Linked DNA regions of Homo sapiens: region 1 is linked to region 2. A link is a loop called in an ENCODE intact Hi-C map of the cell type or tissue named here. Cell type or tissue: heart left ventricle. All regions are shown on one strand. Each heading gives the region's core, and the rest is flanking DNA. Links, peaks and the distances in the headings are about the cores only.

What was found. Peaks named below come from ENCODE experiments on the same cell type or tissue, not always from the same donor. Only the 100,000 strongest peaks of a DNase experiment are listed, where the experiment ranks them.
Region 1: it touches region 2 in a loop (2.5-fold over the local background); 3 of 110 quality-filtered maps call a loop at or near these places.

What each region holds. Positions count from the first base shown.
Region 1 is chr2:236,657,658-236,668,817 of GRCh38, reverse strand. No RefSeq gene overlaps it. Among named protein-coding and RNA genes, the nearest start is that of ACKR3, 93 kb to the right of the region's middle. RefSeq lists an enhancer at 6,980-7,656. In heart left ventricle, for the core only: no CTCF peak of the experiment used is centred there; DNase peaks (open chromatin) are centred at 4,866, 5,007 and 5,347; H3K27ac peaks cover 2,373 bases.
Region 2 is chr2:236,971,856-236,983,015 of GRCh38, reverse strand. All of the region lies in intron 1 of COPS8-DT (COPS8 divergent transcript), which reads left to right. Among named protein-coding and RNA genes, the nearest start is that of COPS8-DT, 110 kb to the left of the region's middle. In heart left ventricle, for the core only: no CTCF peak of the experiment used is centred there; no DNase peak of the experiment used is centred there; H3K27ac peaks cover 1,387 bases.

The DNA.
Region 1 (11,160 bases), core at 1,272-9,271, 310 kb after region 2:
ATCCCAGCAGGCCCCAGAAGGCAGCAGGGGACACCACTAGCTGCCCCTCCAGAGGCCTTCTGCACTCCAGCGAGAAGCTGCCCTGTGGCCTGGTATTTGCAGTCGCAGCTGCTCCCTGCCTGGCCTTCTCCTCGTAGATGGAATATCGGAGAAGTTATCACCAAATCTCCAACCTCCCCTCCAGCTGCCAGCTCCAGCAGAATGACAGGGGCAGTTTCCCCAGGTGGGCAGAGTTTGGGTTCTGCCAAGAACACAGTGAATTTAAACACCACCAACTTGTGTGGCTGGCTGAACCACAATAGAAAAGCCCAGTGCCTGCATCCCGGGGTGTGCAAATTTACTCAAGTGTGTGCCGTGACCTACAGGTCACTCCAAACTTCCACTGTAACTTCAACCTACAAGAAAATGATTCATCCTTGATATCCTAAGGAGAAGACTTAAATGGAGCATGAGACAGAGATGTCCTTCATCTTGAACTGTTATTTCTTTCTTTCTACTAAGTATAGCAACACAATTCCATCAGTAAATGTAGAAATTCCTCATTGAGTAAGAACTCTCAGCCACAAAGCACTGTCTGTCTGTAATTACATTTAACCCTCACATTGTAGTTGCAGACAGCAGTCTGCAAGCCCCATCAAGGTTGAGTGATAAGTGGCCTCAAATCATTCCAGTGACCTTCCCTTCGTCTCTCCCAGGTTACTTTTGCCATTTGATCCAGATTCAACAAGACCAGTTCCCACTAGCCCAGAGGCACCCAACCAGTGGCTGGAAGGTTGAATCCAGCTCCCAAAAATGTTCTGTCTTCACTATTTTTAAAAATTCAATTAGTTGCCAATATTTTTATGATTAATTTTAATTGGAAATTTTTTTTAAATTTTCACATTTTAAGATATACAGATATCTGGCTTCCCCTGACAACCAAAGTGATCCAAAGGCCCTGGGTTTGTATCTCTGCTTGGAGAACATCAGATGGAGCCAAGGGGCTGGGCCTGGGTCATCTTCCTCCACTCCCCAGCCCTCCCATGCCACCCACTCCTCCCTGTGACCTGCCTGGCCTGCGACAGCTAAGGCTGTGGCCCCTGGAGGGTGGTGCCATGAAGATGTGCTCTTGATACCCCAGCCCCCAGCCCCCAGCGTGATGCCTGGCTTGTGGCGGGGGCCAATGGTGCTCGTTGAATGAATGATTGAACTAGTGGGTATTCACTTAGAGAAACATGCTGGACCTTTCCATCAGGAACTTGTGCTGACACCTCAGCTCAGTCTCTTACAGGGTTTTTGGCCATTTGTGTATAAAAACATACATAAAGTCTGTTGGAAGGTAGGGAAGATACACAGGGGACTGTGCCCAGCTTGGCAAACCTCTTGGTACCTCGAGTTGTCTGGCTGCTCAGGTGAACGGAGAGGTCCTCCCTGCATCTCAGCCCATCCTTGGGGTAAGCCGAGGCAGTGACCAGAACTACTCTCGTCCTAACACCTGTTCTCTCAGAGAAGTCACCTGTGGGCAGGTGGGTATCACAGGCAAAATTCACCCCATTAAAGGCAGGAGAAGCTATAATCCCAGCACTTTGGGAGGCCAAGATGGGTCAATCACTTGAGCCCAGGAGTTCGAGAATAGTCTGGGCAATATAGCAAAACCCCATCTCTACCAAAAAATACAAAAATTAGTCAGGTGTGGTGGCACTCACCTGTAGTCCCAGCTACTTGGGAGGCTGAGGCTGGAGAATCCCTTGAACTCAGGAGGCAGAGGTTGCAGTGAGCCAAGATCGCGCCGCTGCACTCCAGCCTGTGCTACGGAGCGAGACCTTATCTCAAAAAAAGACAGTAGAAGCCACCCTGGCCTTGGCTCTCCCGAGAATGCAGAGAATTCTTAGCAGCCGAGTTACCCACGGTACCAAGGACCTCGATCAGTTTCCCGTTGCTGCTGTAACAAATCACCACAACGTAGCCTAAAACAACCCACATTTACCATCTTTCAGTTCTGGAGGCCGCATGTCTGACATGGGTCTGCAGGGCTGAAGTCAACGTGTGAGCAGGACTCTGCTCTCTCTGGAGGCTCTGGGGAGAATCCAGTCCCTGCCTTTTCCAGATTCTCAAGGCTGCCTGCATTCCTGTGCTTGTGGCCTCTTCCATCTCCATAACCCACAGTTAGATCACGCTGTTTTCTGCTTCCATCCCCAAATCTGCTCTCCTGACCGACTCTTCGTCCTCCCTCTTCTATATTCAAAGACCCTTATAATGACATTAGGCCCACCTGGAAAATCCAGAATGACCTCCCTGTGTTAAGATCATCTGCTTAACAACCTCAAGTTCATCTGCAATGTTGCTTCCCCTCTGCCCTGTAACTAACATATCCACAGTTCCCAGGGATTAGTATGGGAACATCTTTGGAGGCTATTATTCTGCCCACCACAGTCATATTCCCAGGAGTAATGAGACAATGGAGAAGTCCTGCCTGCAGGAATTTTCATTCTAGCAAATACATCCCTGAGCAAACACAAACACAGATTACGGTAACGCAGTGCAACTGTGATTCCAACCAGCTGAGGCCAGTCTTGAAGGGAAAATAGGATGCAATCCATTAAACTCAAAGGACTCTTCATCAAGTGCTCACCATGTGCCAAGTACTACATCAGATGCTTGGAATAAGAGGATAAATAGGAGAGAGCTGCCATAACAGAGCTCACGGGTTAGTAGGGAACAGTCCCAGTGGCTGAGGCCTGGTGCCATCCACATTCTCAGGGCAGGTGGGGCGGGCAGGTGGAGAGACCCCAGGTTTCAAGCCATGTCTTTGGGTAAATTATTCACTTCTTTAAAACTCCACCAATTTAGCTGCAAAGTGGAGATGAGAATGGCTACTTCCGAGGGCGTGGTGGGAAGGGGGAGATACCGCAGGTGGTGCCTGATGCATCACTGCACAAGGCTATGTTGAGTCTTGTGGTCATGGTGGCCACGTGGTCATTGGGGTGGTGGCTGAATTTCCACGCAAGCCACATCAGAGCAGTTCCAGTCTGTGCTCCTGTCATTCCATCCTTGGTTTTCTCTCCCTCCTTTGATCTTACAGAAGCACCAACTTCTCCCTACCCCGTCATTCATATCGCTCATGACTCATCTGCCATCTTTTTTTTTTTTTTTTTTTTTTTTTTTTTGAGGCAGAGTATCACACTGTCGCCCAGGCTGGAATGCAATGGCGCAATCTCGGTTCACTGCAACCTCCACCTCCCAGGCTCATGAGATTCTCCTGCCTCAGCCTTCCGGGTAGCTGGGATTACAGGTGCACACCACCATGCCCAGCTAATTTTTTGTATTTTTTTTTTTTTAGTAGAGACGGGTTTTCACTATGTTGGCCAGACTGGTCTCGAACTCCTGACCTCGTGATCTGCCCACCTCGGCCTCCCAAAGTGCTGGAATTTCAGGTGTGAGTCACTGCGCCCTGACTCATCTGCCATCTTTTAACCTAAAGGAAGAGGAGAAAGGCAGCTCTTTGGACAGCTGTCTGGGAAGACCAGTCCTGCAGCCCCTTAAGGAGTTCTCCTTCCTGCTGAAATTGGCACTGTCTTTGGTGGCACCTCAGGCTGGCTGTACAAAGAGCGTGGTCCCACTTCAATTTGGCCAATTATTAGCTATGTGACCCCAGACTACCTGCATAACCTCTCTGGTCATCGCATATAATATCAGGAACTGGACCAGTCAGGTTTGCACATTTTATTTTTCTTTTCTTTAGCAGTGGTACCCTTTCTTCAGCAGAAATCTTGAGTAAAATGCAGTATGTGAAACCAGTCAGAAGGAGATGTCGGGGACCAAGAGCCCTGCCTCCTGGTGACCCATCACCTCCCTCCTGCTGTAGAACCCCTGAGCTGCCCTCAGAGGAGGCACAGGTTGAAAGGCTCCCACCTGAGTGGTCCTGGAAGCCCCTTTTGCACTAGGACTCCTTGAGCCTCTGCCTTCCAGACCCATGGGCTGTCCTGTGCTTTTTTTCCTGTTGGTTTTTTTGTTTGGTTGGTTGTTTTGTTTGTATGTTTTGTTTTGTTTCGTTTTGTTTTGTTTTTGTCGCCCAGGCCAGAGTGCAGTGGTGCCATCTCCACTCACTACAACCTCCACCTCCCAGGTTCAAGCGATTCTCCTGCCTCGGCCTCCCAAGTAGCTGGGATTACAGGTGCCCACCATCACGCCCGGCTCATTTTTGTATTTTAGTAGAGATGGGAGTTCACCACGTTGGCCAGGATGGTCTCAAACTCCTGACCTCAGGTGATCTGCCCACCTTGGCCTTCCAAAGTGCTGGGATTACAGGTGTGAGCCACCATGCCCGGCCTTTTCCTGTATTTAAATTGAGATTCCATATGGTTTTGTAGACCATTTAGAAATAATAATAATAATAATAATAACCCAGGGATGTGTGAAATGCTTCTGTATCCTCTTCTCCATTGTCAAGTTTGCCGTGATCTTCACTCGCATGATTGCACCGATCTTCACTCACACGATTGCACCGGGAGGCTGTTGCCTTAGTGCCTTTTCCAATTCAGACCAAGGACAGGCTTCTTCCAAGCCCAGTTGACAGCCCTAGGTCTACTCTGTCCCCTATCAATATCCTGTTTCTGTGTGTGGCCAAACAAAACAAAAAAAATCCCATGATTCACCCAGAAACTGTGCCTAATGATAGACAAATTAAATGTCTATAACTTGTTGTAATTACTTAATAAAGTTTGTCGAGCGCTTAAGAATCCATCTGGATGAAAGAAACATTGTTAATGTAAAACATGATTACAGCAACAACTACAATCATGCCAAAATTCCAGAGTCCCACCCCCTCAGTAAAGAGCATGAGCTGTGCCATTGGTATTCCGCCGCGGGATGCTGCCATGCAAACCAGCATCCCCGCCGGCTCCTGTGACATCTGCCCACCCAGGGTATTTGCTAACAAGAAGGATGGAGTGGGAGGTGTAAAGGAAAGAAGTGCAGTCCTCCAAAGTGAAATTATTCCCTTGTCTCCATTCTGTGAAAGCTCCGAGTCCAAGTGAGCTTGCTAAAATGTCAGCCACGTGCCTCAGTGATTAGGGCTGCGGTTTGGGCAGCCTGTCAAAGATTTTCCCAGGCGACGCTCAAGCCCCTTCTCAGCCCAGCGCAGGAGGTTTGGTGTTTTTACTGCAGGGCAGTCCAGAGTTTCTGGGAGAGCAAGTGATATCCTATAAGCCATCCACACACCTTCATTCCCCACATGCATCCTAAACTTTAAGTTAATGTTCTGCCTTTTCTTTTTCCCATTCAGGGAGATTCACATGTTTGGCCAAGATAGCCTGTCCCACTGACAGGACCGTAAAGCCAATCCAACTGGGAGGAGAGCCAGGGAGGCTGCGTTCGTGGACTTGAAGAGTCTAACAGGCCTGCTCCTGGAATTTCATCCCTCACTCTCCCCACTTCTCCCTCCAGCCCAGCGTGAACTTCACTCGTGCCAAAAAATCAACTGCATAAGAACAGGATTAAGCAGGAGGCTGGAGACGGAATTAAATAAAGTGCATGAATGAAACCTCAAGATTTTCTTAACTGTGAACTCACCAAGAGCCAACACAGCGGAGCTTATGAAATTTCACTAGGTGAGACTGTATGAGTGCTTCCGCACCAAGCCAAATTCAACCTCCCCATAGCTTCCCCCCAACATTTCTAAACCTGCCCTCTGGAATCATACCGATCAAACCTAATGTCTGAATGAATATGTTTATGCCCAGTGAAGCATAGAAGATGACTGCTGGGCATCCAAGTCTTCCCTTTCCCCAAATGAATTTTCGTGGGTCTCCTGTCCCTTGCCGCCCTGACAGTTCGCCACCCACTCATCACGTTGTGGGTCGACCCCAGTTTAGGGCTGCTGCTCCCATGAGTAGTTTCTTGAGCTGCTCTTTCCCTGGAGCTGTCCACTCTGATGCTGGAAGGGCTTCAATTTTGGGGTAGATCAGAGTTTCTCAAACTTAGCTCTATGGATCTTTTCACCCAGAGAATTATTTGTTCTGCGAGGTGGTCCTGTGCACTGTAGGATGTTTAGCAGCCACCCTGGCCTCTACCCACCAGATACCAGTAGCAACCCCCTCCCCGCAGTGACAAAAATGTTTCCAGACATTGCCAAGTGTCCCTTGGGGAACAGAGTCCCTCCTGACTGAGAACCACTGGGGTAGAATGTTTGATTAGGGTCCCCTTCAACTGAAAGGTTCTAACCATTCATGATTCCATGAACTGCCCACATTTTCTCAAATCATCAGCTCAGTTCAGATTGTGAAACCACTAAGAACACAAAACTACTTTTAAAAAAGGAGCTGGTGTTTTGAAAGTTCCCCATGAGTAATAAAAAGATGATGATGGTCAAGACAAAATTGCAAAAATGCCCAGTCCCCTTAAAATGAAAGCAGCAGGAAGAGCGGCAGCCCGGGGTGGAGGGAAGGGTTGGTGAAACTGAATTCCTGGAGGATTTCCCTCTTTGGCCAAGTGGGTTCATAGCAGAAGCTTAGCAAATGAACTTCACAAAATGTTCTTTCCACCCGAAAATGGTGGTCTCCTGTAATTTTAGCTGGTGAGAAGAGGGAGGAAATAAAGGAGCCAATGTTTAAATGAAATGAAATAGAATCGCTTAGAACCCTTCAGATCAATGGCTGGCTGGCTGAAGCAAAATCTTTTTTAAAAAAAATTGAGAGCCAGCCTTCTGACTCCTCATTGCTGGCTGAAATATGGCCAGAACTGTGAATTGGTTTAAAAGTTTAGGAGAAAGTCTGACCTGAGATTTCAAAGCATCCCATTTTAAATTGAAACTAATTCTTAAATCCACAGGAAGAAAGACCATGCCATCCACGTCCAATGCATTGTGAAATTTCATTCCCGGAGCCCAACATTGGATGTCAACTCAAGGAGATAATTCCTTCCCTTACTGGCTGCCTCTGAGGAAAACATCTGTTTGGCTTGATTTTCTTTTATATGTTCAGACCAGTGGCTAGGACTAACAGGATTGCTTCTAAACAAGCTCTTGCCCTGTTCTCTTTCCTCAAGCTTTTCTACCTGGACCTTCACTGTGAGGCCCACATGGGTGTGCGTGGGGACTGGGTGTGAACCAGCTTCCCCACTCACACCTCCTGAGGACTTTCTGTTGTCCCAGGAGCTCTTGTCTCTGTCTCAGTTCCAAATGCTGAGTAATTCTGAGCACACAAAAAGGACCCAGAGCAGAGAAACGTCCCTGGTCCCAGAACTCAACAAAACCAGAGTGTGAGTGAGAGAATCCCAGAGGCAAAGGCTAATGAGAAAGCAACCAAGCCCCCTGCAGTCCCTGGCCTACATTCCAAAGCCTTATTGTTTTCCAAAGCATTTCCTCCGAAGTGACCCATTTTACCCTCTGAGTCCCTAGTGATGGAGAAGGGCTGAGTAACTGCCTCCTCACTGTATTCCATTCTAGCCTAGGCAGCCATGTGCTGGACACTTAACCTCATGGGTGAGTGGGGTGGAAGAGCCCTGACTTATAGCACTTGCCGATTTTCATGGTGTCAGTACTCCCACTGTGGCCAATGTCAAACTACCAGTGTGAAGTCAACTAGCTCCCCCAATACCTGCAGATTTAACCACAGTTCTTGCAAGCAAGTGTGAGTCATCTCCAGCATTCCAGAGTCTAGGGCACCCTCCCCTGTGTAGCACCCACCCCCCTCTCAGAGCTCTGACATACCTTATTTACTCTTGTCTCATAAATGCCAAAGGGTTAAAAACATTTTTGGCTGGAGAACCAGACACTTTGGCTCTGTAAAAGGCAAAAGGGGAGTTTGAGTATATTTTAGTTTGCTTTTTTTTTCTTTAAATAAGAGAAAAGGTGACTGCAAAATAGTGCAGCAAACTCTAATGCACTCAACTGAGAGTTCTAAAAAATACACACTGTACCCTACATCAAACACTGCTAGATTCTGATCTCCCAGAAGAGGGAAAGGTGGTTTATTTTTCTTCAATTCTTCTCAACCAGAGAATGGCCTGCCTCATAAAATGAAGTTAATCTTTATTATACATCAGAATTGCTTTTACCCATTAATTTTTTATTGCAGCTGAATATTGATAATGTCTCCCAAAATAACTGATTCTACTTTACCTACTGTCATGAAATTATTTTATAATTTTAGATGTATCTTTAGTGACAGTAAGAACAAAAATAAGGTAGCTTTGTAGCTTGACTTGAAACATTAGGGTCACTGCTTCCTCAACATTTAAAAAATTACCACTTTTGATGAAATTACGGTCATAGGATTACAATGTGTGCTCTACTAGAATTCTCCAGAGCAAAAAGAAAAATTGAGCAAATGGGAAATTCAGGACTAACCATCAGGAAGAGAAATGGCTTAATATACATAAAAGAAACTCAATAATAACCTAGTCAGGCTAGGAAATGATCTTTAACATAACACATCAAATAACATAAACATCCAAATCAACCTGAAGCCCGTTCCTTCTCACTCGTGTTTCACCCTCATGCTTATGCCAGATCAAAAACAGCTGGAAAGAGTGGAGAAAAAAGGAAAAAAATGCCCATTCACCCCCCAAGAATTTCAAGGAGACAATGGGCATGGCTTTATCCTGATGGCTGATCAAACTGGGTCAATTTTTAATCCCTTCACTTAACCTAGGGCTCGGGGGTGGGGGGCAGAGAGGGGTGGGCAATGGGAGATAAGAATGACTTCAGAGCTGACTGCTGGACTCCCTCTCAAGCAAACTCACCAAGCGCTCTTAACTTGGAAGCAGCTCAGGTCATTCTGTAATTTGCTAGGCAGGTCTGCTATCATGCGTCATTTAATATAAAAGGCAACTCAAGAGCCAACACAGCAAGGTGGTGCCAAGACTCAGTCACCATTAATGTGCATATTAAAGGCCAGCAGACTGCATAGTTCAGTTACAGCACACAGTCATCAGTCATGTCTGCTGTAACCCAGAGACTCCCTGAGACAGCCCATAAAGCCATCTAACTCCGACGGTTTACAGAGGTTAACCTAAGAACAGTGATTACAGCCACAGAGTTGACACACGTAATTAGGTTAGAAAAGCTCTGTAAGTGAAACTGAAGACAGACTCTTATGGAAACAGATGTTTATCCCACTAATGCTGCTGGGTGTGTGCCGTGCAGTGTGTCTGTGCAAAGCTGGGGTGTGAGCATCCTTTAACTCTCTTGCCTGATTCCAACTCAGAGACCTCTGTGTCCTGGAACACGATTGCACTAGCCCGGGACCAGCCAACTGTGGCCCGAGAGGTCATGCCTACCTGGTGCCAGACTCCTCACCTTTCTTGCAACCTTAGACTTACACCAGGCAGGGAACAGATGGGAATCTCCTACAGAAAGACACCAGCACAGCCAGCATTGCCAAAGAAAATGTGGATAGTCAGAGCAGCATGGCATTCACTCCTTAACGCCCTCCAAAATGCCACTTTCTACTGCACAGGTGGAGAAGGAGCCAGTCACAGAGGAGGCTCCAAAAGCGGGGAAATGGGATAAGCTAGAGGAGGCAGCATGCAAGAGGCTGTCAGTGGGCCCTCCTCCCTTCTCATGTAGAGAAGGAAAAGAAATGGCAACATGGAAGAAAGTGGTGAATGAGAACAGGGGGAGATGCCAACACCTGACTCCGCCTCCACCACCTCCAAGCGGCTTTCGTTCTGGGTCACAAGTGGGAGAAAGAAATCCTGCCCCGCAAAAAGGGATCCTCACTGCTTCCCGGAGCAACCTAGCATGGAGCACTAGTTCTGCACACGCCCCTGGTTTCCTTAAGAAATGTAAGCTCCGGGAGGCTAGGGGAGGGATAGGATTAGGAGAAATACCTAACGTAAACGACGGATTGATGGGTTCAACAAACCCATATACATGTGCATTAGTGGGATATACCATGGCACATGTATACCTATGTAACAAACCTACACATTCTGCACATGTATCCCAGAACTTAAAGTATAATTTAAAAAAAAGTGGGAAACCAACAATCTAAGAATGAGGAGAAAACAAGGAGAATGACCCCCTTTTCTGTACTCTGTAGGTTTTATGGCACCTCTACTTGCCAGAGTAAAATGGAAGTAATATGGTCTTTGTGCACATTTACACTGAAAAAAGAGCCCTAAGGTTGATCTGTAAACTATAGAGTTCCTAGGTCCCCTTTTACTGTTTTATTTTCTGCCTGCTTTAAATCTGCTGTTACCTTTCTACTGAGATAAAAACCACTGTTTGTCTCTAATAGGTTTTTGTTTGTTTGTTTTGTAAGCTGGCAAATTTGTATTTATCTCACGGCTAAAGTACTGAAGTAAAAACTATAGAATCTTAAAAAGAAAGAAAGAAAGAGAGACAGAGAGAAAGAAGGAAGGAAGGAAAGAAGGAAGGAAGGAACGAAGGAAGGAAGGGAGGGAGGGAGAGAAGGAGAGAAGGAGGGAGAGAAGGAGGGAGGGAGGGAAGAAATGCAAGCTTCCCTCCAACTGGGTCCATTTTATTCCTCTCCCTTAGAGTTCAGAGATAATCCAAGTCTAGTATATTGGTATAAGAAGTACATTCAGGATATTTCCCCCCTTCATCTCCCCAGACTTCCTCTTCATCCTGCATCCTATTCCCTCCTTACTAACCGGCCAACCTCAACCAGCCTTTCTGGACTCGATCTCCACTGTCACACCACCACTAAGACCCATCAGTTCTACTTCCAAAATTATCTTGACCCTGGCCACCTCTCTTCATGTCCTCTGCTACCTCCCTGTCCAGGCCTCCGCAGCAAACTCATGCTGGGTCTCTCTCCTCCCATTCCTATCCATGCAGCTCTGATGTCCACAGGACAGCCAGAATGGTCTGTTTAGACTCTTATCCAATCAGATTATCTTCCTGCCACAACCCTGGGGTGGCTTCTTACTGCCCTTTGGATAAAACCCAACATTTCTGACATGCCTAAAAGACCTTGCATGATTAGAGCTCAATGAGCGAAGGGGAGAGGGAGGAAACTTGTCCTACAGCAGAAAGAACATTGGAAACCCCTAAAGAAAGGGAACACGAGCCCCTGAGTGGACACCTATGGAAGAGGAGAGACAGAGGGGACACCACAGAGAGTGGAAGAAGCTTGGGATTAGATTGGGAACAGAGACCACATGGAAGATAAAAGGGGTTCCAAAGAGACAATGGATGCAGCATAGTTAAATGCC
Region 2 (11,160 bases), core at 1,881-9,880:
TGCTCAAAGTTTGCCTTTTCTAGGAAGCTATTTGGTACTTCTTAATCCTGCTCTATCAGTCTGCACAGGCTGCACAATTCAACACAGGAGTATTTGGTCTGTGCTCTGGGGCTGGGCAATACTTTAACTAGTGAGTCATTGCATTATATGGCACTGAGAAGCAGTTGTACCCTTATCTCATCTGGGCTTCACCACAGTGCTATATGAATTGGGCAGAGTAGACACTATCATGTCCATTTCAAAGATGACAGAACTGATGCATGGAGGGCTGCCGTTCCCTGGCTGGCCCTATGAGAGGAGTGGTGGGATCTGGAGCTGGGCCTTCCCCTTCTCCAGCTGTCTTGTACCCCAAGGAAGGATCTGGTGCTTCATCTCCTTGGAATCTCCTCTCAGGCATCTGCTCTTCCTGGACCCACCAAGACACTCCAGTGCTCTCACCAAAGCTGAACAGGACTTTGCTCAATAAAGCTTCTCGATTATGATACTAATAATGCAGCATTGATAATGGATAGATAGGACACTCTGCTGTGAATCAGAGGGATGGGTTGTCTCCACATTCACTGAAGAAGGTGCTTCATCATCTGCGCAGGTGTCAATCTTTAAGCACAGCCTGAATGCCACCTGCTGTTGCTGCTTCTGCTGACTGCTGCCTACTGGCCACTGGTTCTGTGGGCTCTGTGGTACAGAGATGGAAACATCCTTTCTCCACTGGGGCGTCTCATTGTGACCAGGACTAAGACAGGGAAACAACCAGAGGATAGTGGGATCAGAGCTGTTGACGGCACACACAGGATGCTGTGCAAATCCACAGATGAGAAGCTGGGTGAACTATGTGATGATGTTCATCTTCATTTTGCCTTCCAAGATCCCCCAGGAGAAGGAAGCAAGGATACACCTAGCAAGATCCATAGATGCTCTCCAAAACATGTTTATCTCACCTACTTTTCCATTCCCATTGAGGTGGTCCAGGCCCAAGGCCTGTAACCCCCAGCCAGAGTGCGGTGCCCTCCCCAGCCTGGCTGCCTCCTCCAGCCCTGCACTTCCCCTGCACTGGCACATGGCTGCCAGCCTGGCCTCCAGCACAGTCTACTCTTCCCACAGCCTCCTCCACAGGCTGTCACAGCTCCTGCAGCCTTCAGCAGCATTTCCCTACTTTTTTCTCACTGCAAAGCTACATTTGGCCCCAAAGTGTCTTGGCAACATGACCTCACAGGGAACAGAGGCAGCTGATACAGATTTGTTTCTTTGATCAGGCTTTAGCCTAAGCTTGATGTAGTCAGGAAAACCCTCTCTGGGCTGGTGGCCTGGGGCCACATGGGCACTGCACTGTCTTCCTTCAAACTATGGGTGCTCACATGGGGGAACATTCCAGGCATTTGCTTCCCGTGTTAAACAGGACCGTCTACAAAGGCAATGGTGGTGTCTATCCTGTTCACCATGACAGGCTGCATTGAGCAGAGGATGGGGCCCGTGGCTGGTGTTTCCTAGGGGGCAGCTATCCAGCTACTGGTTCCAAGATGATTCTCTGCATTTGGAGGTCTCTGTCCAGGACATTCAGGCTCCCCTGTGTCAGATTTTATGCTAGAAGCAAAAGGAAATTCAAACAGGTTTGAAATGACAGGTTGGTGGCTTATAGGTTGGTGGAGGAGACAGACTTTATTAACAAGAGCTTCAAGTCTGGGCTCCTGTGTGCCCCTGCAGAGCACGAGGCCATCTCTCATGCTGGGGTGCCTCTCTACCACCATTGCCCCATGCAGCAACTCCTTCACTGGCATTTTCTGTGACTATTCTGAGTAAGTTTGTTGAAGCTAGTATTTGTTGAACACTCATCTGAGTCAGACACTGTACAGGCAGTTTCATGCCCGATCCATACAAGAGCTCCAGGTCAGAGGAAAGAAGGTGAGAGTTGGAGATGTGAAGTCACTTGTCTAACTAATGTCCAGCAGAGAGAAAATGGGAGAGGCTGCAATGGAGAAAGGTCTGTGTGATGCTGCGACCAAATATGCTTCAGTTACAGAGAACAGAGTCATGCTTGCCAGTTTAGATAGGGATTTACCTCTGTTACAAAATTGATAACAGAATCATTGAGGAGCTGAAGAATGATCCTAGGTGAGCCTCCAGGACCAACTATGACGCCACAGAAGTAGGCTGTTAAGGAAACTGCCTGTCGAGTGGGGCCCCCAAGATGTCATTGCTGCCTCCAGAATGCTGCCCTCCACCCACTGAACTCAGTTCTGAATGCAAGTCTTAAACAGTGTTTCTAATTGGCATGAGATCAATTGCAACCAGAATCTTGGCTATAAGGATATCTGGGAAGTAGTGTTTTTAGCTCTCTAGCCTCTGTAGAGCAAAAAGGCACATTCAATAGAGTCGGAGAAAAGAAATCTTGGGCAAGGTAAGTCAGAGGTAGCCTCAAATATCAGTCCAACATTAAATGGTGATTGTGTGTGTGTATGTATGTGTCTGGTGTGGTGTGAGTTTGGGTGGGGTGGGGGTGATCGTGTGTGTGCACTCTCTCTACCCTCCTTCCATGCATATGCATCCAGGAGAAAGGGGTCCACCTTCCCTCCTTCTGGCGCATGCCCCCGTATTTCATCTTATCTAAAGATCTTTGTATCCTGCCAACCTTCTGACTGTGGGGGCCACTGCTCACTGCCTATCCCGAAGGCATTCTCTACTTCCTTACTTCAAACACCCAATATACACTCTCCCTTTTTCCTGGTGACAGAAGGCCAGTGTATCTCAGAATGTGTCCAGGACCTCTTGCAGCTCAGGATAGACTTACAAAATAGTTCTGGCCAAGAAGATTTAAGTAGAAGTTTAAAAGGTGAAGCTTATAGAAAAGCTATTGCTTTCCTAATTAAAAGGGACCGTTAGCTTGCATTTCCTTTTGATTTTTGTCCTTTCCTATTCGTTCTTACTACCTGGAAATGTAACATGTTGCCTAGAGGTGGAGCACCTATCCAGTGAGGCTGTGAGGAAGGCCTTATACCAAGAATAGGAGAAAGCTAGAAGGAGCCCATACCTCTGACTGCCCTTGACTGCCCACGCAAGAACTCATGCTGGAAAAACAAAGCCCTGTTTAGGTAAGCTCGTGTGTGTTTAATTTTCTGTTTTTCTGATACTGATGAACCCCAAAGAGTCTTCCCTGAACTCAATGTTTGTATACTTAGTTCCATGGCCTAATGGAATTTCAGGGTCAAAACAGGGTTTAGAGATCACTTAGCTATAGTCATATACTGCCTTGTAGATTATTAGCATTCGATGTATATGTGTCTAGTCTACATGGTTAGTATTAAGCTCTCTGAGGATGGAAATTACATGCACATTTAAATGTTTGTGTTAAAAATGTTTCTCAAAACCTTGCTAAGTGAATGAATCCACAGAACCCTTGGCAATGTTTCTGGAGAACTTATTTTTGAAAGTACACGGATTATATGAAAAATTTGGGGAGGATAGAAAGAAAAAGAAAAATCTTATGGAAAGGTTAAATTTTGAAACTCTTTCTTGAATTGTTAAAATAAAATCCTTAGCCAAATTAAATTTAACAGAGTTTATTTTATTTTATTTTATTTTTGAGATGGAGTTTTGCTCTTGTCACCCAGGCTGGAGTGCAGTGGTGTGATCTCGGCTCACCGCAACCTCTGCCTCCCAAGTTCGAGGATTCTCCTGGCCCAGCCTCCCAATTAGCTGGGATTACAAGCATGCACCACCACCTCTGGCTAATACTTTGTCTTTTTAGTACAGACTGGGTTTCACCACGTGGGCGAGGCTGGTCTCGATCTCCTGGCCTCAAGTGATCCTCCCACCTCAGCCTCCCAAAGTGCGGCGGTTACAGGCACGAGCTACAGCGCCCGGCCTAAATTTAACAGAGTTTAATTGAGCAAAGAATGATTCATAAATCAGGTAGCCTCCAGAGCCAGAGTAGGCTCAGAGAGTCCAGCACAGCTAGGTGGTGGAAGATGATTTATAGACAGAACAAAGGAAAGTGATGTACAGAAGATGGAAGTGAGGTACAGAACTGGCCAGATTGGTTACAGCTCAGCATTTGCCTTATTTGAACACAGTCCAAAGAGTTGACCACCATAGATTGGGCAAAACTCAGTGATTGGCACAAGAGTAGGTTACAGTCTGTTTGCACTTCCATTTAGGTTATAGCTCACGATGTACAGAGAAACCTTAGGCCAAACTTAAAATATTGGCTGGTGACATTACTTTTAATGGCAAAAACTGCAATTACTTTTGCACCAACTTTTGCACCAATAGGTAAGGAGGCAGTTTTAGGCTAAAGTCAATTTAACAGATTTATTCTGAAAACTTGCTTTATCTGTTGCCACATAAAAAACAACCTCCAGGCTGGGCGTGGTGGCTCACGCCTGTAATCCCAGCACTTTGGGAGGCCGAGGCGGGCAGATCACTTGGGGTGGGGAGTTCGAGACCAGCCTGACCAACATGCAGAAACCCCATTGCTACTAAAAAATACAAAATTAGCCAGGTGCAGTGGCGCCTGCCTGTAATCCCAGCTACTCAGGCTGAGGCAGGAGAATCACTTGAACCCGGGGGGGCAGAGGTTGTGGTGAGCCAAGATCACGCCATTGCACTCCAGCCCAGGTAACAAGAGCGAAACTCCATCTGAAAAACAAAACAAAACAAAAAATCAATCTCAAAATGTAGCAGATTCAAACAACCATGGTTTTATTTGTTCTTGATTTTCTGGGGCTAGAATTTGGGATGATGTTTCTTCTGCTTCACGCAGGTTGGCTGGGATAATTCACTCGGCTGCATTCAGCTGGTGCCTGGGCTTGGCTGGGAGGCCAAGAAGGCTTCACTCACAAGCCCGCCCGTGTGTGCTCCTGCTTCTGCCAACTTCTATTGGTCAAAAAGGTTGCAGGACCTGCCTGAATTCAAGGGAAGGGGAAATAGACTCTTCTTAAGGAGAGACAGCAAAGCCACAATACAAAAGAACATGTGTGATGGCAGAGAGTGCTGTCACCATCTCTGGAGACAAATCTACCACTCTAACTTTCACTTCTTTACAAGCTGAGATTACCCTGCAAATTGGAATTTTTATATGTGAGGAAAAATTAATATTTATAGGATCCCTACCATATGCTGAGTGCTGTGCTAACTACTTTCACGTAGAATTTCTCCTTTGCTGCGACCTATATTTTCTGTAGACCTAATCTCTGGGTTCATTTGAACCATCTGCTGATGGAAAGGCAGTAGCTCATAGCTGGTCCGTCCATAAAGGAGGATGCATGACAATTCCGACAGGTGGAACCTCTCTAGCTTCCTTCCACACGCAAGAACAACCCTAAACTTGTTCTCTTTGTCCCTGGGGATCACGGGATACCGACTTGCATTCCTAAAACAGCTCATATCACACTGTTGTTCATTTGGCCTCCCAGGGGATGGAGGCTTATCTCTTTAGAGATTCTGTTATTATTGAAAAGAAATCATTTCTATGACTCTGGGTATCCAACTAAAACTTGTACAAACAGAAGATATTGGATGGGCAGCTCCCTGGCAACTCCCTCCTATTCAACTGTAATACGCCCTCCTCCAGCTATTCAGAAACTACAAACTAAGGCGGTAGCCCCATGATGTCTGTATAAGAACTGATGACAGGCACACCCAGAGGCTTACAGGGTGTTTGTACGGAACATCAGCCCTGCGGGACCTTCCTGATTTATCCCTTTTGAAACTCTTGACTGTGCTTCAAAAGTAAAGAATAAAACAATAACCTGCCTGTGTACCACAGGGCAACTCTACTGCAGTAAAAACAGCAGAGGCAGGGAAATTGCATCCACCAGAAATTAACCTGCAGTCAGAGGAGAGTTGTGACATCAGCAGAGTTGGTGTCTCTGGAGTCAAAAGGGAAAGTTCTGGGACCTTCTAGCAGGGAGGTCGTGGAAAAGGCAGGAGCGGCCCCAGATTTCTAATAGGGGCAATTTGCTTTTAAATGTTGTAGACACTTTAAGAGTAGTGTAGGGATTTCAAACGTTTATTAGGCAAATGAGGAAAGAGAGGCCCAAGTGGGTGAGGCAACTTGACCAGGGTCAGTGAGCTGGAGTGTGGCAGAGCAGCTTCTGGACCCCAAGTTTCCTCATCTCCAGCCCAGCCCTCTTTCCAAATACACCCTTCCTCCAACCCTGACTTTTCTGCCCAACTAATCTTTACCAAGTGACCCTGAAGTGGTGAAGGGGAAAATTCCACTTGGTCAGAGCGTGGAGAACAAGGAGGAGGGGGAAGGGAAGGGACAAGGTCAGGGGTTTCTGAGGGATCTTTAGGCAGCCTCAAGCTGGAAGGTGTGTGTGGTGGGCAGGGGAGGTCTCTCTAACACCTCCTACCTCTCCTGATAGCAATAGAGGAGGAAAGGAGTCATTCCTGGCCAGATCGAGGGAGGCCTGCAGCAGCCGGGCCTTCAGGGACGCAGCCGTGTCTAGTGGTTGGAATCTGGTCTCCCATCAAACTGACACAGAAAGACAGAAAAGTCTCTTTGACTGTGAGGTCCTGGTGAGGACACATCTGTGTGAACTTGAGCAACCCAGGGAAGAGGAAGACAGTGGAAAATAGTGCCTGGAAGACAAAGAGAAGAGAATAGAGGCCAGTCGTTAGTCACAATTATTGCAAAAGATCATTGTTCATCTGAAATCACCTCCCTCTTAAATGCAGGTTGGGGCATTTATGAGTGAATTTGTACGTGTGAATATTGCAGAAATAGACAGCTAAGGGCAGAATTCCCCTTGGCCTTGTCTTTGGGACTGTGCTTTAGCAGAAAAGAAAAGAAACAAAAGAGAGCCACGATTGGTTTGTAACTCAAAGGATAAAGGCTAGAGGGGATGGATACCTCATTCTCCACGGTGTGCTTGTTTCACACTGCATAGCTGTATCAAAACATTCACATAATCCATAAATATATATACGCACTATGTACCCACAAAAATTAAAAACTAAAAATGAAAAGGAGAACAACAACAAAACCCCAAAGAGAGCTACTTCCTCTGCATTAGAAATACATAGGAAACTCAGTGTCGAGAGAGAGTGAGGAGAGGGAAAGCGGAGGAGGAAAGAACAGGAAGGAGATCCTGAGACGCACACTCAAGCTTTGGGGTTAACTGAAGGGCTTTTTAACTAAAGGAAGATCTGACATTAAGATGCCAGGAATGCTGGCCCAGACCCCTTTCTGGCTCCTAAATATTCAGTAGGATCTGTGCTGCCCCTACCAGCCTTGAGGATTTTTTTAAAGGGTAGGTTAGGTGGGGTGGACAGAAGGGAAAGAGGTAGAGTCTCACTCTGGCTAAACTTGGTGAGAGGGAGAGAGGGTCTGCTGGACAGTAAGATGCTTCTTCAACTGGATTGATTCAATGGACTCAGGGCTTGGCTTGGGAGCTCCTAGGAATGACCCATCGTTTGAGGAGCTCACTCGTAGGGGAGGGAAGGTCAAGTCAATGTCATCTCCAGCCTAAGAGCCGAGGAACCCCAAATGATGTATTGTTTTGTAGATTGATATGGTTCATTTAGTAATGATAGTTCTAGAACTTTCTACCCATCTTTTGGTGGTCCTGAGGTCCAGGGCTGTGCTTACAGAGACCTTAGCCTGGACAAGTCTTGGCTGGATAGACACTCCTTGCACCAAGAGGCAGGAATTCTATATTAATTCTGTTCTAAACAGCCTTGTGCCTGGAGTGCCTTTGTAACCACCCAGCAGGTTCTTCCTGCCTGCTGTACAAAGAAAATCTACTCACTGAGATTGGTACAGATCCCATGAGTGGAGGAACACCAGGGTTCTTCATCTCACGTTGAATTAGATAAAATGACATGGACACACATGGAGTGGTTTTAAGGAGCAGAGAGTTTAATAGGCAAGAATGAAGGAAGAAGCTCCCCCATACAGAGACAGAGGGAGGGGTGCTCCAAAGCCGAGAGAGGAAACCCTGTGTGCAGCGGAAATGTGTCTGCTTACGTGAGGAAGCTGGAGAAGGTGGTGCCTGATTTGCGTAGGGCTCAGGGGATTGGTTTGACCAGGTAGGTCACTCACGTAGCCCGTGAAAAAACTGGTCCTCCTGCTCTAGCCTTTTAATATGCAAATGCAGGGTGCCATGATGTTCTACACGTGTGGGCATAAAAGGGGGCGGCCATGCTGTCAGGCACATGTGGGGGCAAGGGCAAGAAGAAGAGAGGGGGAATCTCCATGTTTGGGGGTACCCAGTTTCTAATGGCCTGCATTTGCATATCAAAGGTTGCCAGCCCAGCTCTAAGACCAGGGGCTTTCCTGCCAGACAAGAAAACTTTTCTGGAACTGCTTTAAAAGAAACAAAAACTTTCCAAGGACCCCTTTTCCTCTCTATCTGCCTAAAATAATTTCTTAATAACTCCTATAATAAGATCACAGCATTGCAGTAAAGAAAGAGTTTAATTGATGTGAGGCCAGCCCGGCCACCCCACATGGGAGATGGAGTTATTACTCAAATCAGTCTCCATGAAGGCTTGGAGGCTAGGGATTTTTCAAAGATAGTTTGGTGGGCAGGGGGCTGGAGTAGGGGGCAGGCTGATTAGTTGGGTTGGAGATGCAGTCATAGGGAATAGAAGCTGTCCTTTTGTGCTGAGTCAGTTCCTGGGTGAGGGCCATAGGATTGGTTGGCAGGTCCAGGTGGGGGTCATCAGTGTGTCAGAAATGCAAAAACCTAAAAAGACATCTCAAAAGGCCAATCATAGGTTCTGCAATAGTGATGTTATCTGCAAGAGTAATTGGGGAAGTTGCAAGTCTTATGACCTTTGGAATAATGGCTGGTAATTATTTAGAATTCAAGCCCTTCTCATCCTCCTAACTTGGTGGTCTTTCATTAGTTTTACAAGAACTGATGAGACCTAGAACTAATGAAACCAAGAACCCTAACCCTAAGTTGAGTTTAGGGGAAGGGCTATCATTATTTAAACTGGAAACCAAATTTCTCCCAAATTAGTTTGGCCCACGCCCAAGAATGAGCAAAGACATCCAGCCAGTGAGGCTAGAGGCAAGATGGAGTCAGGCATGTCATATTTCTCTCACTGGCATAATTTTGCAAAGGTGGTTTCACCTTCCCCACTCCCAGCATTCTCTCTGTCGCTCCCCTCCCTCCCCGCAGACACTTATGTAATTCTGTTGTGAAGTTTCCGAAATCCTACCGTCAGCTGAAGAATGACAAGGTTCATGCATTTGGAAAGGAGAGCTTTATTTCTCCTAAAGGGTTGTATCCTGCAGGGTGGCCATTCTGATAGGCTGGGAAGCAGAGCCTCCGGCCAGAAGCTGGAAACAGGCACTTTGAGGGTGGAGAAAATAAGACAGGAATTTATGCTGAAGCAGGTGGCCAAATATACATATTCAATAAGTATAAGAGGAGTCATGAATATTTATGAAATATTTATCCCCTGGCTGCCCCTTGCTGAAAAGACTGGGAGAGTGAGCATTTAGCTCTTTCAGTCTCCTCTTGGAGTCAGGAAAAAGAGAAGTGATTTGGGAATGGACGTTAGGTTTGCCAAACCAGAGTCCACTATCCCTTCCCAGATTGATCCCAAGGCACTGTGGCCATATGGCCAAGATCAGAAGGAAACAGACAGAGATTCAAATGCATACGTGCACAAGCTCACACACATGTGACAACACAACCTCTCAACCATGAAGCAAGTTTAAAAGAAAAAGGGTTCTTTTCCTTTACCACCCTCAGCTTGCTTTCTGATTTGGGAAAAAGCCACAGCCTCTCAACTTGGAGGTTTTCCAGCCCGTTACCCAAATAGAAAAGAATAATGCTATGAAAATAAAGCCAGGTGGACGTGGCAAGGTGAGCACCAGGGGCCAAACCTATGATCTTCTATTGATTCGGAAACAAACCTCAGAGTGTGGCATGAAGAATAATCATGATAATGAAATAATAGCTGTGTTGTAAGAATGCAAAGTTGGATGCTAACATTTGTCTGAGATCATGAAGAAGAGGAATGGGAAGTTCATGACATCTGTGAAGTTAGTGACTAAGGCTGTATGGTAAGGAAAGACCTTGGGGATTTCAGTGAAATTCTGAATTCAAAGAGCATGATGAATGTGGGGTGGGGCTGTGAGGCAGACAGCAGAGAAACCTGAGAGCAGATGAGGCTGGGAGGAGGAGCTGCCCCCGGTCAGGAGGAGGGAGGGCCCGGCTCGGGGAATTCTGTGGGCAGAGTCCAGGGATCTGCTGGTTACAGTCGTGATGGATATGCCATGACCTTCGTACCAGGAGGGGCTGAGCTGGGGCAGTGCACAGGCAGCGGCTTCCTCAGTGACCCCAGAACTTGGAAGAAAGGCAGCGGTCTCCAGGGGAGGTTGGTGGTGAAGCCAAACTAGAAGTGCTAGGAGAGTGAGAAAAGCCAGGTCGGTCTCCAAACATACAGCACCCTCAATGCACAGAGATGTTGCCCTCAAAGACCCTTGTCCTGCTGTGAAATGCCTTGCACCCTCCAGGGCTGCTGGCTGAGTGCTGAGGGAAGTGTCCCAAAGAAGGGAAATGTCAAGAAAACAGGGTCCCGGGGAAGCCTCCATTGTTGTTTGGCAAATGGCCCATCCTTTGGGGGACAAAAGGATGAAATAAGGGAAGCAGCAACAGGTCAGGCCCACAGCCTCCTGCTCGGCTCACCCTGAGCCAGCCTTGGTGATAAGAAGGCAGAGGTGGCGATGGTATCTGATGCATCTGACCCCATAGACATGCGGTCGAGGTGGTCCCGAGGCCCCTGGAGGCCCCACCATGTGGAGTTGGGAAAGAAAACGGGCAGGAGGCAGATGTTTTTGACTCAGGACTGGGTTTCGTCAGCCTCGGCGTGAGCCCATCCTGGGCTGGTGGGCTGGCAAAAAAGAAACCGGGTTTTGAGGCAAGAGCTAACTCCAGGACCTCAATGTTGGAACACAAAAAACCCCTTCCTAGCTGGTAACGCTCAGCCCTCATTTCCTGCCACCACACACATTCTGCCCCGGGAAACGCACGTTATAGGAAAGAATGCTTTCGGGCAGTATCGGGGAGAGGAGGGGGGCGGATCGGCTGAAACGCGAGCATGAGTTGGAATCACAGGTGCAGAGTTTGTGCCCCTTCCTCCTGGGAACGCCTCTGTCCCTGGACTCAGCCCCCTGCCCTGGCTCCTGGTTGCTCAGGGCTC